Regions from separate parts of the Homo sapiens genome. Here region 1 is linked to region 2. The links are chromatin contacts, found by Hi-C in ENCODE. All regions are on one chromosome and are shown on one strand. Each heading gives the region's core, a stretch centred on a gene start or an enhancer-like site at or near the end of the contact. The rest is flanking DNA. Distances are from core to core; before and after follow the strand shown. Region 1 holds the start of GRIA2 (glutamate ionotropic receptor AMPA type subunit 2). Region 2 has its middle 170 kb from the start of LINC02272.

The links. A loop is a pair of places that touch in the nucleus more often than their neighbours do. Pooled maps may share reads with other maps.
Region 1: a map of MCF 10A shows a loop between it and region 2 (6-fold over the local background). The contact joins the promoter of GRIA2 here to the enhancer-like site in region 2. A Hi-C loop is called at or near these places in 10 of 168 maps with a recorded cell type or tissue (GM12878, HCT116, HepG2 and 7 more), 8 of 37 single-sample maps with no recorded cell type and 14 of 50 pooled maps.

The regions. Positions count from the first base shown.
Region 1 is chr4:157,218,844-157,222,760 of GRCh38, reverse strand. It overlaps GRIA2 (glutamate ionotropic receptor AMPA type subunit 2), which reads right to left and starts at 2,033. Exons shown (of 16, transcript NM_001083619.3): 1 at 1,631-2,033; 2 at 954-1,094. The coding sequence starts at 1,718.
Region 2 is chr4:156,474,548-156,478,511 of GRCh38, reverse strand. No RefSeq gene overlaps it. Among named protein-coding and RNA genes, the nearest start is that of LINC02272, 170 kb to the left of the region's middle. Within about 2 kb of position 2,096, at least 3 of the 41 ENCODE cell types and tissues checked have a DNase peak (open chromatin) inside an H3K27ac peak, as active enhancers do; they include mammary epithelial cell, where a contact is called at or near this core.

The sequences.
Region 1 (3,917 bases), core at 784-3,283, 740 kb before region 2:
CCGGAGCACTGCGCGGAGTGAGAGGGTTAATATGGAGCATTGCAAAGACTAAAATGGCTGATCAGCGACTTCTCCAGATTTTCAAACTCGGCCAGATCCCACGGCTTCCCAGTCCTTTTCCCCGGCTGCCTCTGCTGGAGCCCAGCTACCTGAGAACAAAGCGCGCCGGGCTGGCAAGCTGACCGCGGCGCCCCTGGCGGCCTCGCCCCCTCCAACTTAAGCGGAAGCGCAACTGAGCAGGAGAAATTGACAGCGCTCCCCCTTTCCACCGCCTCCCCGCCCCACCCCCACGCCACCCGGCCGGCCTGAGCCTGCGTCAGCCCCGCTCCTCGCCCCTCGGGTGGGCGTTATGTAACAGCCCCGATCCCAACTCCGGAACCATTTCAACAACTTGTCCCAAAGAGGAGAACATGGAGCTCGCGAGGGCCGCAGGGTGAGCCCAGCCGGTGCTGCGGATCTAAACTGGGGGCAGCGGGCGAGAGCGGCAGCTGCTGGGGCAGGAGGCCACTGGGCTCCGGCAGTCCCTCGTGGGATTTGTCCAACAGCCCGACTGCGCGCCCTGGGGAACAACGTGTTCTCTGTGGGCAGGGTGCCAACAGGCGCTCGATGGGGAGCGAGGTGGGAGGGCTTCTCCTGAAGCACTCAAGATGAGCGAAAACCCCTTGAACCCAAGAAAGCCGCCCTCCCTGGCTCCAACCCTCACCCCGGCTCCCTAATGCGCACACTCTTGACGTCCTTTCCCTCTCTCTTCAGCCCTCTCCAGCCAGCGGGGGTCCCTGAGATTACAGCCACCTTCTCTCTACACGGTCACACGCACGCGTGTGTGCAGTCACTCACACCCACACACTGACACACAGAAACGCACACACACCACCCCAGAAACGCACACACACACTCACACTCGCTGGCCTTCCGCGTGCAGCACCCGAAAGGCATGAATATTCATTACTTACAAGCATTAGTGACTGCGAAGCTGTTTGCCACCTCCAAATTGTCGATGTGGGGTGTCAGTCTGAACTCCGAAGTGGAAAACTGAACCATCCCTACTCGAAATGCACTGTATTCTTGATCGGCGCCCCTAGGAAATAGCCCCCCTGCAAAGAACAAACAGCAAGCAAGAGAACAGTGTCAGTGCCCCGGGAGGGAAAGGAGGGGCGCGCGCTAGCGCCCAAAAATCCAAGAGTCTCTTATTCACGCGAATAGGCCGAATAAACACACCTACGGACTCGGACAGCGGGGGTGGAATATCCAAAAGCTAGCCAAGGGGTCAAGACCCAGATGAGAGTCTGAAGGCGAGGTAGGCGGCCAGAAACCTTCACCTTTCCATGTAATCACAAGCTTTGCATTCAGACCCCAAGAAAATCTGAGCAAACTGGAAAATGTCGCTAAGGCAGAATTAATAAAATTTGGGGATCCGAAATGAGAGGACCTTTTCTTCTATTGTATCAAAGGCATAGTCTTTTCCTTTTGCTTCATCCTAAGAAAAACATGTATATTCTAGGTAGTTTAAATCTGGAATGCAGTCAAGGTATGACATAAGTCTACATGACATGAATTAATTTGTACACTGTGAACAAAGATTACCACCAAATTATGCACAATTCAAAAGCATAGCACAAAGGGTACCTACCTATCTGTATGCTGTTAGAAGAGACACCAAAAATCAGTCCCCATAAAACAGGAGAAAGGAGGACAGAAATATGCATAATCTTTTGCATTTCCAAGAAAAGTAGAGCATCCACAATATACCCCTTTTTTTTTCCTTTTCCTCCTCTTCCTTCTTTGGCTGTTTTCCTCTGCAAATTAGATCCTCTGCATTTTGAGACAGCAATTTAGCACCAAGCTGCTAAAACCTGAAGTGGAGGCAGAAGAATCCCTATTTCCCAGGTCCTGCTGGTGGCTGCTGATGCCCTGCGCCCTGTCCCCGCTCCAGAAGTCCGGAGGACTGGCTGAATGCAGTTTTCAGCGGAGCTGCCGCTGTGGTCCCAGTGTCTCGGAATATTCAGCACCCTCCCATGCACTCACACACACTCACCCTCTCTCGCGCTCTCTTCTCCCTCTCTCCTCTCTCACTCACGCGCGCGCGCACACACACACACACACACACATACACACACGCACACACACAGGCAAGTCACAGAGAGGGGCAGGCAGTCCCGGGCGCGCGTGCGCGACTCGCGGCAGGAGGCGGGAGCGCGCGCCCCCTCCCCCGCACGGCGCCCGGCACCCCGCACCACCGTGGACGCGTCGCGTGCGCGGCGCTGAGAAAGCACAGCTCGGGGCCCGTAGCCGCTGTCCCTCCGCGAGACCTCGGGTCTCCGGGGCTGTCGCGCCCACCGCGCGCCTCGGCCTTTCAGCACCGAGGACAGCGCCTCGCTCCCCGCCCGGAGCTACCTTCGTGCGGCTGTTGCAGCTGCTGCGGAGATGCTCCAACCTGGACCAAATGCAGCAAAGCTGATCTCCGGCTGCTGTGTAGAAGCCGAATTGCTAATTGTTGGCGGCGAAGCGTCCTCTCACCAGGCCCTGCTGTCTTACGTTACAAATAATTTTGATTTTTATCTTCCATCTCCTGTGAAAACCCATTTAGCAATACAGAAGCCCTGTCATCCTCCTCACCTGACCCAGCCGAAAGCAAACAAGCAAGCAAAGCACCGTGGAGGAAATATTCCAAAATTGTGCACTTGGGCTTCATGGGATGTAGCCAGGATCCAGGGAGAACCCCAAGTTATATCTTTAAATGCTTAAGCCGCACAAGAGATCAAGATGGAATCTTTTAAATATTTTGCATGAAAATCCCATCTTTAGAGTATATTCCATTGGGCTGTGATGCTGACTCGCCTAGTTACAGAGCGCACGGGTCTTTCTCGCAGCTTTCACTGCAATCCCTCCCTTGTAGAGTCATGTAGACTTGGTTTCCTAGAAGCCCTTGCTTTATGCAGATTGAAAGCAAGAGACTCTGGTTTAAGGAAAGGCTATTAGAGGAAAGTGATTAGAAGATGAAGCTAGTGTAGGAATGCCACAGAGATGCAGATTCTTTCCCAGAGACTTACTTAGAAATCTGTTTCCCCATCGCGTTTTGGCCGGGGGTTTCGAAAAATCACTGCCTAAAGAAAGTAAGCCACCACGCTCTACTGAACACGCGGGCCACAGGGAAAGAAAGATGAGGTTAGATATTAAAAGTTTGAAGGGAGAGAATTGATGGCGAGATGGATGACTGGACTTCCCGTGTGAAATTTATGTTCTTCATGGTGCTTTTTCCAAGCTCATTCCTGGAAACCTGCTCTGACAATTCCCTCTGCGGACTCAGAAAAGCCCCACCAAGTTGCATGTCTTTACTGGTTTAAACAAATAAAGAAAGATTGAGAACAAGGAACTGTTTCCAGGAAGAGGGAGATTGGAGCTTACAGTACTAAAAAGAGAACTGCTAGTATTCCAAAATGCCATGAGTCTATCAGGCTGCCTTCTTGTGCTTGCAGCTTCATTGCTGACTGGATTATCTTATGCTTGCTTCTTAATCACATTGGCCTCAATTTCCCCATTTTAAAAATGATGATGAGCAAAGTGGCTTCTATGGCTCTTGGATCCTATATTGCTGTCATTTCAAATTATAACCTTTCCCTCTTTTTGATGTAGTCCTAAACCATGAAGTGAGAATAGCTGTAATCTATTATTAAGCTTATAAACTATAGACTAAAATATCTCTTAATTTTATGCCTTAGAATTTTATTAGTATGTTATAAGTACTCCACACTGTATATAAAGCAGGTCTTCTAAATAAAAATGTATTTAACCTTTAAAAAATTGAATAATAAAAATAATATATAAAATTAATTAAAATTACAATAAATCGATAAAAAATAAAAAATGAGATATAACTTACATATATTCAAAATTGCAACATAAAGAATAAATAAATC
Region 2 (3,964 bases), core at 847-3,346:
TGATTTTCCTGAAAAATCTAGATACATGAAGATGTAGGGCCTTTATCAAATAATATTATACTTTAAAACTCAAAAAAACAAAATAAATATGATTATAATTTAAAACTATTATTGCATATTTATTTTAAAAAATCTCTAAGTGGAAAAGTGATATATTTTTTACGTAATAGTCATGGGGTCCATAACTTTTCCACTCTTCTCTGATAAAATCCTGATTCTGCTGATGGGAGCTCCCCCTTAGTTTCAATGTTATCCTGGGCAACTCACTTAAAGGCAATTAATCCATTAGAAGGCTTGCAGCTTATAAATTAACTTAAAAATTATTTGTCCAAATTGGGATAGAATAGAATAATATTATTCTTATTTGTTGGAATTTGGGTGGACAAATATGGAGTGAATTAGGTAGCTTGAAACAGAGAGAAGGTTGTCACAAAAATTCAGAACAGCTAATTAAATTTCAATTTTAAATAAACAACATGCAAGTTCATAGTTATGTCCCAAATATTTCATGAGACATACTTACAGTTAAAAATATGTGTTGTTTTATCTGAAGTTCAAATTTAATTGGCTGTCTTGTAATTTTATCTTCTAAATACAAAAACCCTATAGAGATGACAATAGGACTAAGTGGCCATGAACCAGCTGAAGTTATAAGGAAATTTAAAATCGTGAGGAAGCAGAAGCTGTGACAGATAGTACAGTTTGAGGGTAAGCAGAGGTCCTTAGCTTGCTTTTATTAAACAAACAGGAAGATAATTTGCAACGAAACATAAAAACTATAGCTTTTATAAATCTTTCAGAAAAAGTCAAACACTGTGCTAGCATTGGGCAAATGAAAATAGTCAATTCATGTAAAAGATATAAAGATAGCTAACAAACTTGTGAAAATGTGTTCAACTGCTTCCTAATTGAGGAAATGACAAGAGAGTAAGTTTTTTTAAACCAAGTTTTATAAGTCAAGATAAAAAAGATTGACATTGCTCAGAGGTATCAAGAACATGGGACAATTGGGTCTCCATTTTTTGGTAAAAATCTAAATTGTTATAATAATTTTTAGAGGAGTATGTGGTGATATATAGCTAAACATATGAATGAGTAGTTGAAATATGTGACCATAAGTCAGGAAACCTCCTTTTACCTTTCTTGGGGTGATGTTGAACGACTTAGGCACCAGAGCAGCTTGGACTACAGGTGTGAGCCATCATGCCTCACAAAGTTTTAAAATTTTCTGGAAGAGACAAGTTCTCATTTTGTTGCCCCGGCTGGTCTCGAACTCCTGGCCCAAGCGATCTTCCCACCTTGGCCTCTCAAAGTGTTGGGATTACAGGTGTGACCCACTGCACCCAGTCAGGTGTAGTCCCTTAAATCAACTTTTTTTTGTACAATGGAGTCTCACCAGCCATTAATGAGACGAAATCAAAGATTCATCCCCACACAGAATCCCTAGATAGGTAAGGAATTCCTTTCTATATGTCTCAAGTCCATCTTATTTCGATTTTTAACTTTTGTTTCTTTAATACAAGCCGCCAACTTCTAGCTTGTAACTGGTTTTCCAAGAACCACCTTTGTCCACTAAAAATTCCTTTTGCATCCTAAACAGAATAATCTTTCTCAAAGTGCAAATCTGCACCTTAGAATATTCAACACTTTTCCCTCCCTCATCCTTCTCTTGCTTGGAAACATTCATCGGCTTCCTCTTGCTCTTAGGATAAAGACCAAAAAGCAAAGACCGAAATCCTTGACATGACTTATTGACTACCATTTCAGCCTTTTCCACCACATTGTCTTCACCATCTGTTTGATGAGACCTGAACCTCTTCAGTTACTGGAGCTCATGATACTGTCTTCCTGACAGGCTCCAGACTTGATCTCTCTCTGTTCTCTATTTGATTGGTTAGTATTACTCATTGACCATACCCTAGCTCTGCCCTGGCTAACTCAGGAAATTCTTCTCTAGTCATGGGTAAAATTCCCAATTAAATAAGCATTTGTAGCACTGTGGTGTGTTTCTCTTTCTTAGCACTAACCACATTGGAATGTTATGTCTTACTTGCGTGGTTGATTCATGTCTCTCTCACTCACTAGAGACTAAGCTGCATGAGTACGTGAATCATGTCTGGTTTTCTCTCTATTATGGGATCATATTTGAAAAAAGCTCTCTGAATGAAGGAGTAAAACATTGATCTGTTTTCTACACATGATGATGGGCTGGGAGCAATGTAAGTAGGCATGAGGGAATTTCCATCTAAGTTTATGATAGAGGTTTAAGTGTCCCCACATTACCAGTGATTAAAGAAGAGAGAAGCAAAGTGTCAGGTTAATATCACCTTTTTCTTAACCTTTATCTGGCCCCATTTTAATGAGGTCTTTCCAAGCCATTTTCATGACTTATGCACCATGGTTAAAGTTACCCTTTTTCAGATGAGTTGTACCCAATGTGGGAGAAGACAAAGTGGGATACTTGGTGCCAAGTTTAAACTGATTTGGGTGAGACTATAGTTCCATAGTCTATGTTAACTTTCGGCCTAGAACGCTTTGCAAATTCAGCATAAAATAGCTATACCAAGCATGTTTGGAGTTTTCTTGAGCCATGTACTGGTGCGATATAATCTATTAGTTTGATGAAATAAATGGAAATAACTTTTAAAGGGAAAATGCTTTTTATAAGTATGGCTATCTGTCAACTTCGTTGTTTTTCCTTATAACTCTCTCTGAATATAAGAGAGCAGTACCGATTGTATATTTTCTCTCACTATCTTCCCAAGACTAGCAATCTAATTCAATTCACTGAGGTTGAGTCCACTAGAAATTTTGTTTGTTGTCTTCATGCTTTTATTCTAAAGATAATTTAAAAATTACAAAACAGATCTGGAAAATGTCTAATGATGTAGTTTGCTGAGTATAAAGAAGTATTAAATTAGGCTAAAAGTCAGGAGCTTTCATTATGTATTCAACATACTGAATATGATATGGTGTTTGGTATCTGCTGCCAGAGTATTGCTTCTAGACAGGCTAATCTGTACTCCAAGAATGACACCCTGTGGCTGAATAGATCAATAGCAGAAAGCTCATTTATCATTCTCTTCTTTGTCTTTTAAAAAAATAGTCATTGCAAAATGGGATTTATATACAATTCACTTTAATAAAAAATTATTTTATGACAAAGCCCCTTAAATGTTTAAAATGGATTGAAAAGGGCTAGCATGAATAAAGAAAACATTTCAATATTTATTGCTCAATGTATGTGCTATATATGAGCTATGTCAACATATATCATTAACACATAGCAATAATTTGTTACACAAGTAGGTAGGGATTTTTCTCTTAAAAATAGTTCATAACATTTCATTGTGTTTAAAACTTGAGGAGTGTATTCATTTCTGTTGTTTTAACTGGAGCCTCAAGGCAACACTGAATAATCTCTAATAGCTATGTTAATATTTCTATGTTTTACAATTATAGAAATGCAAGGTAAATGAGGGTTAAAAGAATTTTCGTTTTCTTTCTTTTTCTTTTTGAGACAGAGTCTCGCTCTGTCGCCCAGGCTGGGGCGCAGTGGTGCAATCTCGGGTCACTGCAACCTCTGCCTCCAGGGTTCAAGGGATTCTCCTGCCTCAGCCTCCTGAGTAGCTGGGACTACAGGCGCGTGTCACCACACCTGTCTAATTTTTTGTATTTTTAGTACAGACGGAGTTTCACCGTGTTAGCCAGGATGGTCTCAATCTCCTGACCTCATGATCCGCCTGCCTCAGCCTCCCAAAGTACTGGAATTATAGGTGTGAGCCACCGCGCCCAGCTCAAATTGCTTTTGATTCTGAGTAATTTACTTATAGCTTGAATGTATACTTATAAGTTAATACTATAACAAAGCAGAGTAAGATTTTTTATTACAAATGGATATAATGTAGTTTAGCCATGTTATAAACGTGATGCAGAAAAACACAGTAATATAACAATAAAATAT